3 separate regions of the Mus musculus genome follow, and regions 1 and 2 are each linked to region 3. Evidence: chromatin contacts called from ENCODE POLR2A ChIA-PET data. All regions are on one chromosome and are shown on one strand. Each heading gives the region's core, a stretch centred on a gene start or an enhancer-like site at or near the end of the contact. The rest is flanking DNA. Distances are from core to core; before and after follow the strand shown. Region 1 holds the start of Ube2s (ubiquitin-conjugating enzyme E2S). Region 2 holds the start of Rpl28 (ribosomal protein L28). Region 3 holds the start of Ppp1r12c (protein phosphatase 1, regulatory subunit 12C).

Region 1 (2,700 bases), core at 65-2,564, 310 kb before region 3:
GACCTAAATGTGGGCAGCACTATCCCATAGGCTAGAGGATGGATATAAAAGGAACGAGGCCAGGGTATGGTGGCATACACTTTTAATCTCAGTATTCAGGAAGTAGAGGCAGGTGATCTCTGTGAGTTCAGGCCAGCCTGGTCTATAGCTCGAGTTTCAGGAAGGTCAGCCAGGCCTGCACAGAAAAACCCTGGCTTGAAAAGCCAAAACAAGGGCTGAAGAGATGGCTCAGCGGTTAAGATCATCGACTGCTCTTCCGAAGGCCCTGAATTCAAATCCCAGCAACCACATGGTGGTTCACAACCATCTGAAAACAGCTACAGTGTACTTACATAAAACAATAAATAAATCTAAAAAAAGAAAAGCCAAAACAACAACCCCCGACCCCGGGGGAAAAAGGAGTTCCAGGCCAGTAATGAAATTCTGTCTCTCAAAAAGTTAACAGAAGTCTATGGGGTCTGGAGGTCAGTCACAAAGCTCTCAATAAGGACGTGAGACTTCCCTGACTTCTTCCTCTGGCACCCCTACAGAAACAATGGTGGCAAAAGTCACAAGTCATACTCTAGAGGATCAGGAAGTCCAAGCCCTCGGAGTCAACCAACCTGATTTTGAGGGCTTCCTAACACATAACAGGAGCGCAGAACAAAATGGAGCCCCATAGACAAATTATGTCCACACTTCCGCCCTTCCATGGCTTCCAGGTGAGGTCGCCAGACTCCCAGCGTAACATTTGCATACACAAAAGAAATTGAGACATTTCATTGGTCGAGGTTGGAGTCTATCACACTGAGCTGGCTTCCCATTAGTAGCTTTCAATTCCTACCTGCCCCACAAGTCCAGATCACGACCGCCCCTGTTTATTGGTCAAGGCCCCTTCCGTCATCCCTTTAACCCCTCCAGTCCTGTCTTCCCTCGCTCCGCCCCTTCCCCTGCCTAACCGTTAGTCGCGTGCGCGTCTTTCTCCAGGCCGGAGCGCGCGCGCGCACCCCAAGTCGTGGCGGCGTCTCATTCAAACGGTCCAATCAGCGGCCACGTCGCCTCGGCGGGCGCCCCCTTTCTCTCTGCTCTAGGTTTTTAGCCGCTTGGTTCTCCCAGGTCAACTCCTCAGCCGGCGTGAGCCCTCATTGTGATAGCACTCCTCACAAACTGGGTTCGAACTTCTGCTACTATTCTGACAAGAACAGAGAAAAGAGCGTTGACCGCCCAGCAACGTGCGCGTTGACGTACGCGGTCGAGACGTGCCGTGAGGGGGCGGGGCCTGCGAGTAGCTATAAAAGTGCGGTGTTGGGCGCGCGGCCGGTTCTACCGAGGAGCAGACGTAACGTTGTGAGCGTTTCGTAGCGGACGTCGGAATTAGTGGGAGCGGAGTGGGGCCTCGGGGGCCTCGCTAGGGCCACAGCGGCCGGCAGTTGGGCCCCCCGCCCCGGCCGGCGGTCCGAGGAGTGCAGGAAGGGGGCCGGGGGGACCCGCCCCCGGCCGGCTGAAGTCATGGTGAGTGACGCGGGAGGCCCGAGGGGCCGTTGGGGACTCGGGCAGAGGAGGCGACTGCGGCGTCCCAAGTGTTTTCTGGCCAGCTTCTGAGTGCTTTGGTGGCATGGCTGAACGTCCGGAGCCAGGAGTCGGCCCCAGGGCCTTTCAACAAACGGTGCGGGAGCCCAGGCAGCCCTCGGAACCTTGGGGAGGGCTTTGGGCGCCTTGCGGCCCGCCCATGGGTGTTTTAAGGAGCAAGACATCCCGCCGCCATTTCGTCCAGCCTTTTTCTTTTTGGTGTGTGTGGGGGGGCGGCGGTTGATGGGGTTGTTTCAAGCCTAAGTAGGGGAAGGGCTCCGGCTAGGCCTCAGGCCCACCTGGAACCAGTAGTGGACCCATGCGCGTCTTAACGAGCGCTTTGGGTAGGTTCGGGTACGCTGAGCCACGTAGAAGCTTTTTCTGAGACACCGTCCCGGTCAGCCATGGGGCAAAAGCCAGAAGCATCTTAGGTCCAGTTGACAGGCAGTGATTGACAACCTCGGACCTCTAAAGTCTGGATTCTGGTATCCACCCACCTTAATCCTAGCTATTTCAGGCTGCTCACTCTCCTTTTCCCTCCGTGCCTAGAACTCCAATGTGGAGAATCTGCCGCCCCACATCATCCGCCTAGTGTACAAGGAGGTGACAACACTGACGGCAGACCCACCTGATGGCATTAAAGTCTTCCCCAATGAGGAGGATCTCACAGACCTGCAGGTTACCATCGAGGGCCCTGGTGAGTGTGAGCACGGAAGGGAGGGGCCACTTGACCAGATTTCTTCTGTCTTGTGGCTGTGGGACAAATAGGATTCAGCCTCTCAGGTGCTTATGACAAAATGTGGCCTTTTGCTTAGGCTTGCATTAAGGCTGTCAAGTGTTACTTTCCAGAGACGTGAGGATGCATATAAGTGAAGCAGAAATAGAAAGTGTAGCTGGGCGTGGTGGTGCACGCCTTTAATCCCAGCACTCGGGAGGCAGAGACAGGCGAATTTCTGAGTTCGAGGCCAACCTGGTCTACAGAGTGAGTTCCAGGACAGTCAGGGCTACACAGAGAAACCCTGTCTTGAAGAGAAAAAAAAAAAATGTATGCCAGGGGATCTGAAACACTAATCAATCGAATGTCCCAAGACTAAACAAAAAGCATTGTGAGGGGAAACTGGTGGTAATAAGCTGATTTGCATATTTTAAGCA
Region 2 (2,700 bases), core at 106-2,605, 290 kb before region 3:
GTGTGTGTGTGTGTGTGAGTGATCAAAAGTCCCGAGTCTAGCTCCAGCTAGGCAGAGCCAAGCACCCAGGCCTGCATGCAGCCCCTCAGGTTTAGTACCAGCTGCCCCCCTGCCTTAAGTACCCATCCATTACTCACCATACGCAGATCAGGGCGGTACTTGTTCTTTCGGATCATGTGTCTGATGCTGCTGAGGGTAGCCCGAGCATTCTTGTTGATGGTGGTCCTCACATAAGAAGTGGCAGGTTTTCGCTGACCTGGTAAGGAAAGCCTAGGAATCAGTCCATCTGCATGAGCCCTTCAGAGCATCTGCCTGATGGAACACAGAGCCTCTCTGAAGACCATGCTCACCCCATCTTCCCTCCAGCCCATTCAGTACATCCCTTAGGTGACTGTCACAGGTAAGTCTTAAAGCCCGGGAAAATCCCATCCCTCTTTAGGAACCTCCCAGATACAGGAGGGACATAGCGCATGCACTTAATCCAAGCACTCAGGAAGCAGAGGCAGGTGGATCTCTGAGTTCTAGACCAACCTGATGTAGAGTTCCAGGACATTGAGGTCTACATAGAGAAACTGTACTTAAGTTTCTCTCTACACTTCTTAATTTAAAGATCACCTTACACAGCCGGGAAGTCAGAGGAAGGGCAGTTCTGGACCCTGGAAAAAGGGAGCGCTATCGTGTGCAAAGGCTCACCGGATCTGCGTTTCATAACTACCACGACCCCTTTGCCATCGGCGGCCGGCTCCACTCCGACGGTCTTGCGGTGAATTAGCCCGTTGTAGCGGAAGGAGTTTCGGGCTTTCAGATTATTTGGCTCCTGGGGAATAGGTGTACACGATGTTAAGTTAAGGCCCGGAGGCTCCGATACGCAAAAGAGCCACAGTGCCCCTCACACGCGGGCCCGACTCACCGTGCTGTACGTCTGCTTATTCCTCTTGATCAAGAAACTGGAGCAGTTCCGGACGACCATCCACTGCAGATGCGCGGACATGGCGGCGGCTGGGGAGAAGCCGGGGGGGGGGGGGGTGTGAAAGATGTCAGAAAGAAGCAGGCCGTGGACAGGCGGCTGGGTAAGCGGCAGCACCGTTGGGAAAAAGCGAGCAAGAGCTTTACACGGCCGAGGAAAGGGTGAGCAAAGGAGGCAGGCCGAGCTAACACCGCGGAGACTTAGAAGGGGGAAGGGACGCTGAGGCCCCACTTCCGGTGGGGAATGAGGGCAGCGAATGGTGCTTGGGTACAAGGAGAGAAAGCCCAGGCAGGAGACCGAGGCCGTGGGAGCGAGATGGCGGCCACGCGGGACGGACAGAGGCCTCACACTCACCTCCTCTCCCTATGGCGGCCGGAGACGGAAAGAGAGACACGAGAGGCGGGACGACACCTTTAAAATGGCAACGCATTTCCGCTTCCTCCCGTGGCGCGCCTGAACTCGGCTACCCAGCTTCCTCTGGGCCTTGGGTTCCGCCTCCGAGTCTTTTTGACTCGGGAACCTTCGGAGCTCTTCGTCTGAAGGTCCCGGCGAGTTCTCGCGGTGCGTACCGTGATGAGGCGCCGGGGTGGGGTAGGAAGTTTTCGGAACTCGGTGACTCGGTTTTCGTGAGGATCCAAAAGCAGAGAGAGTTCCTAGAGCTATGTTCCCATCGCATCACCCTGATCTGTTCAGTCTGCACTTAGCGCATGGTGGGCACTAATACATATTTTGAAAAAAAAAAACGGTTTTGCGCCCTTGTCTAGTAGATTTCGAGGTGGGATCCTCCAGCCTCAGCCTGTGGATGCAAATATTGAGGATTCCAGATCTCACATTAAGTGGAGCTTAATTGATTTTAAGATTTATTTATTTTTCCCGGGCGTGGTGGCGCACGCCTTTGTTGGATACTCTGAAACTAAAGTTACAGATAGTGCCTACTGAGAATTGAACCACTGTTGTCTGGAAGAGCAGCCAGTGCTCTGAGCCGTCTCTCTCTCCAGTCCCAACTTATTTTTTTTTTTTTTTTTGTAATATGTATGAGGGCTTTCTTAATTTCTTAATTTCCTTTCTTTTTAAGCCTGGATATATATATGAATGCTATGTGCCTGCCTGGTGCCTGGATTCAATTAGACAGTTTTTGAGCCACCATGTGGGTGCTGGGAATAGAACCTGGGTCCTCTGGAAGAGCAGCCAAAACTCTTAACCACTAAGTCATCTCTGCAACTCCTTTTTGTTTTGTTTTTTTGTTTTGTTTTGTTTTGTTTTGTTTTTGTTTTTTTGAGACAGGGTTTCTCTGTGTAGCCCTGGCTCTCCCTGAACTCATTTTGTAGACCAGGCTGGCCTCCAACTCAGAAATCCTCCTGCCTCTGCCTCCCGAGCGCTGGGATTAAAGGCGTGCGCCATCACGCCTGGCTTCAGATTTATTAATTTTAATTATGATGTATGTGGGTGTTGTGTTAACATGTAAAATGCAAAGTCCAAAAGAAACCGTTGATCCTGAGAAACTAGAGTTTCAGGCAGCTGTGAGCTGCCTCATATGAGCTGGTAACCAAACCCAGGTGCTCTGCGAGAGCAGCAAGTGCTCTTAATCACTGAGTCCTCAAGACTTGTTGTTTAAATGGATGCATGAACTATTTTAAAGATTTGCTCTGGCGTGAAGTCTTCAGATGGCAGATGGTTCCATTACTCTTCTTGACCGTGTCCCACACAAACACCAGTGCCCAATGAACCATTTT
Region 3 (2,700 bases), core at 32-2,531:
TTTGGAGGCGTGGCCTTGAGACTACATTTCCCAGCTTGCCCTATGTTATCTGATTTCCTTGAACTTTGCTCGGGAACTTTATCGCCATGTTAAAAGATGAGTTTGGCGGTGACAAGCTTTAATCTTGTTTGAGAACTCAATTTCCCGTCGGCCCTTGGTCTACCTGATGCCTTAGGGAGCCCATTCATTCATTCATTCGAAATATTTTTTATTGCCTACTCTCAGGCTTAGTTCTAGTCATTAGGACTAAGAGGGTCTCAAAGAAAACAAATCGAGTTTACTTATAGCCGATGGGAGAGGGACAGATTCAAAACCAAAACAAGTACGGCATGGTGGCACTCCTTTAATTTCATCACTCCAGAGGCAGGAGGAGGCGGAGTTTTGTGAGTTCGAGGCCATTCTGTCTGCATAGTGAGCTTCAAACCAGGCAGGGCTACATACTGAGACCCTGTCTCAAAACAAAAATAACCCCCCCCCCACACACACACACACACAAACAAACAGACTCCTGTAATCCCAGCAATTAGGAGATGGAGACAGGAAGATCAGAAGTTCAAGGGCATTATTAATGAGTTCGAGCGCCATCCTATCTCAAAACAAATCGTAAAAAGTATGCAAAATTTATTTCTATCTCTCAGGATCCGCTATCCGCTATCATTTCCCATGCGCCTTGGGGTAGTCACTTTACAAAGTACACTACATTTCCCAGCATGCCCCAGTAGCCTGTCCGGCCGCTCTACCCAGATTCCCAGCACTCCCTAGGGACATGTCCTCCTTTAGGCAGTTCTCTTTTTGCTTGTTTTTTCGAGAGAGGGTTTCTCTGTGTAGCTCTGGCTGTCCTGGAACTCAGGACCAGGATCAGACCAGACTGGCCTCGAACTCACTGCCTCCCAAGTGCTGGGATTGAGGGCGTGCCTTTTGAGTTTTTCGTTCGACCCCTTCCAGCTCCGGATTTCTAAACGTGCCTCAGGATATATAGCGAGTCTAGCGAAGACTTCCGCTTGTAGAACCCATTTCCCAGCACTTCTGCCGGCCTGCCGGCTGCCTCATTCTCTAACCTATCTGCTCAAGTTATGCAAGGCTCCTCAATGGGGAGAAACTCCACTTCCCAGCTCGCTACGAGGGGCTTCTTTTTAGGCCCTTGCCCCCAGCGATAGCTACGCAAGTCTCAGGCGGGACTCGGTTACCCAGAGGGCTTTGGGTCGGCGCCGTGACGTCAATATACCGAGCGGGGGCTGGGCGAGCTTCTGGGCGGTGCTTGTCGCGCGGCGGTTCCCGGCGGCCCCCGGGGCGGGCGGGTGGCGGCTGTTCGTCGCCCGGTGCTCGCTCGCTCGCTTAGTAGGCGGGCGAGCGGCCGGCGCGATGTCCGGCGAGGATGGTCCGGCAGCGGGCCCGGGGGCGGCGGCGGCTGCTGCGGCCGCCCGTGAGCGGCGGCAGGAGCAGCTGCGGCAGTGGGGGGCTCGGGCGGGCGCCGACCCGGGCCCCGGGGAGCGGCGAGCCCGCACGGTCCGCTTCGAGCGCGCCGCTGAGTTCCTGGCGGCCTGCGCGGGGGGCGATCTGGACGAGGCTCGCCTGATGCTGCGCGCAGCGGATCCCGGTCCCGGCTCCGGCGCTGCGTCCGACCCCGCCGTCCCTCCGCCTGCCCGTGCCGTGCTCGACTCCACCAACGCGGATGGCATCAGCGCCCTGCACCAGGTCAGCGCCCCCGCCCCGCGTCTTCGCCACTCGGGCATCCTCCCTCCTCGGCCCTGATCCACCTCCCCTCGACTGTGCCATCGCTGAGGATCCCGCCTGCTCTGTGGCCGCCTCTTCTCTGTCATTCGTGCTGTCATCTCTCTCCCGTGCATTTTTTGCAGCATCGCTTACTTCCGTGCCTATGCTGGCCGGGTTCCTCCTTTCCTAGCTGGTACTTGTTTGACTGTGCTGAAGTCTTTCCTGACCCAGGCCTGTGGTTTCGTTCTCCTGCACTCTGACTTGACCCTCTTTAGGCCCAGGTCCTTCAGTGTCACTTCTTTGAAGGTCCATCCTGTTTGTGCCTTCCTCTTCTTCCCGTGACTTGTGCTGTACGTTGTGGCCTCAGGACAGTGTACCACGTTGTTTCCTTGAAAAGGCATTTCCTCTGTCGCGTCATCCTTTGCTTTTTTTTTTTTTTTTAATCTTTTCTCTTACCTACAATCCCATGTCCTTAATTACATTATCAATTCATCCCCCCCCCCCCCAATTTGGGGAGCTTGTCACCTCTTATAGAAGTTTCTCCTCAACTCTCTTTCTCTGTTTACATTGTTTGCCTTCCTGGAAACTTGTAGGCATTTGCTCTTCGAGGAGCTGGACCACTTTTCCTTTTGTTTTGTTGTTTTTCCTTTAGACAAGGTCTTGCTATGTAGCCCAGGCCATCCTCAAATGCAGGTCCTTATGTCTCTGCCCTCCTCCTCCTCCTCCTCCTCCTTCTTCTTCTTTTTTTCGAGACAGGGTTTCTCTGTATAGCCCTGGCTGGGAACTCACTGTAGACCAGACTGGCCTCCAACTAAGAAATCCGCCTGCCTCTGCCTCTGCCTCTGCCTCCCCAGTGCAGGGATTAAAGGCGTGCGCCACCATGCCAGGCCCTTCTCTGCCCTTCTTATTTCTGGAATTACATGGCCACTTCACCTATTGTTGGTTCATCTCCTAGACTTTATTTAGGCAACCAACGTCCTTCTTCAA

The links. ChIA-PET counts read pairs that join two places held with the same protein, here RNA polymerase II (POLR2A).
Region 1: POLR2A ChIA-PET joins it to region 3 with 15 read pairs in Patski. The contact joins the promoter of Ube2s here to the promoter of Ppp1r12c in region 3. POLR2A ChIA-PET finds 5 or more read pairs at or near these places in 3 of 5 experiments (Patski and embryonic stem cell).
Region 2: POLR2A ChIA-PET joins it to region 3 with 12 read pairs in Patski. The contact joins the promoter of Rpl28 here to the promoter of Ppp1r12c in region 3. POLR2A ChIA-PET finds 5 or more read pairs at or near these places in 3 of 5 experiments (Patski and embryonic stem cell).

What each region holds. Positions count from the first base shown.
Region 1 is chr7:4,810,954-4,813,653 of GRCm38, reverse strand. It overlaps Ube2s (ubiquitin-conjugating enzyme E2S), which reads left to right and starts at 1,314. Exons shown (of 4, transcript NM_133777.2): 1 at 1,314-1,491; 2 at 2,098-2,245. The coding sequence starts at 1,489.
Region 2 is chr7:4,791,620-4,794,319 of GRCm38, reverse strand. Rpl28 (ribosomal protein L28) reads right to left here and starts at 1,355. Exons shown (of 5, transcript NM_009081.2): 1 at 1,322-1,355; 2 at 911-999; 3 at 694-817; 4 at 138-256. The coding sequence starts at 991.
Region 3 is chr7:4,500,261-4,502,960 of GRCm38, reverse strand. It overlaps Ppp1r12c (protein phosphatase 1, regulatory subunit 12C), which reads left to right and starts at 1,281. Exons shown (of 22, transcript NM_029834.3): 1 at 1,281-1,695. The coding sequence starts at 1,363.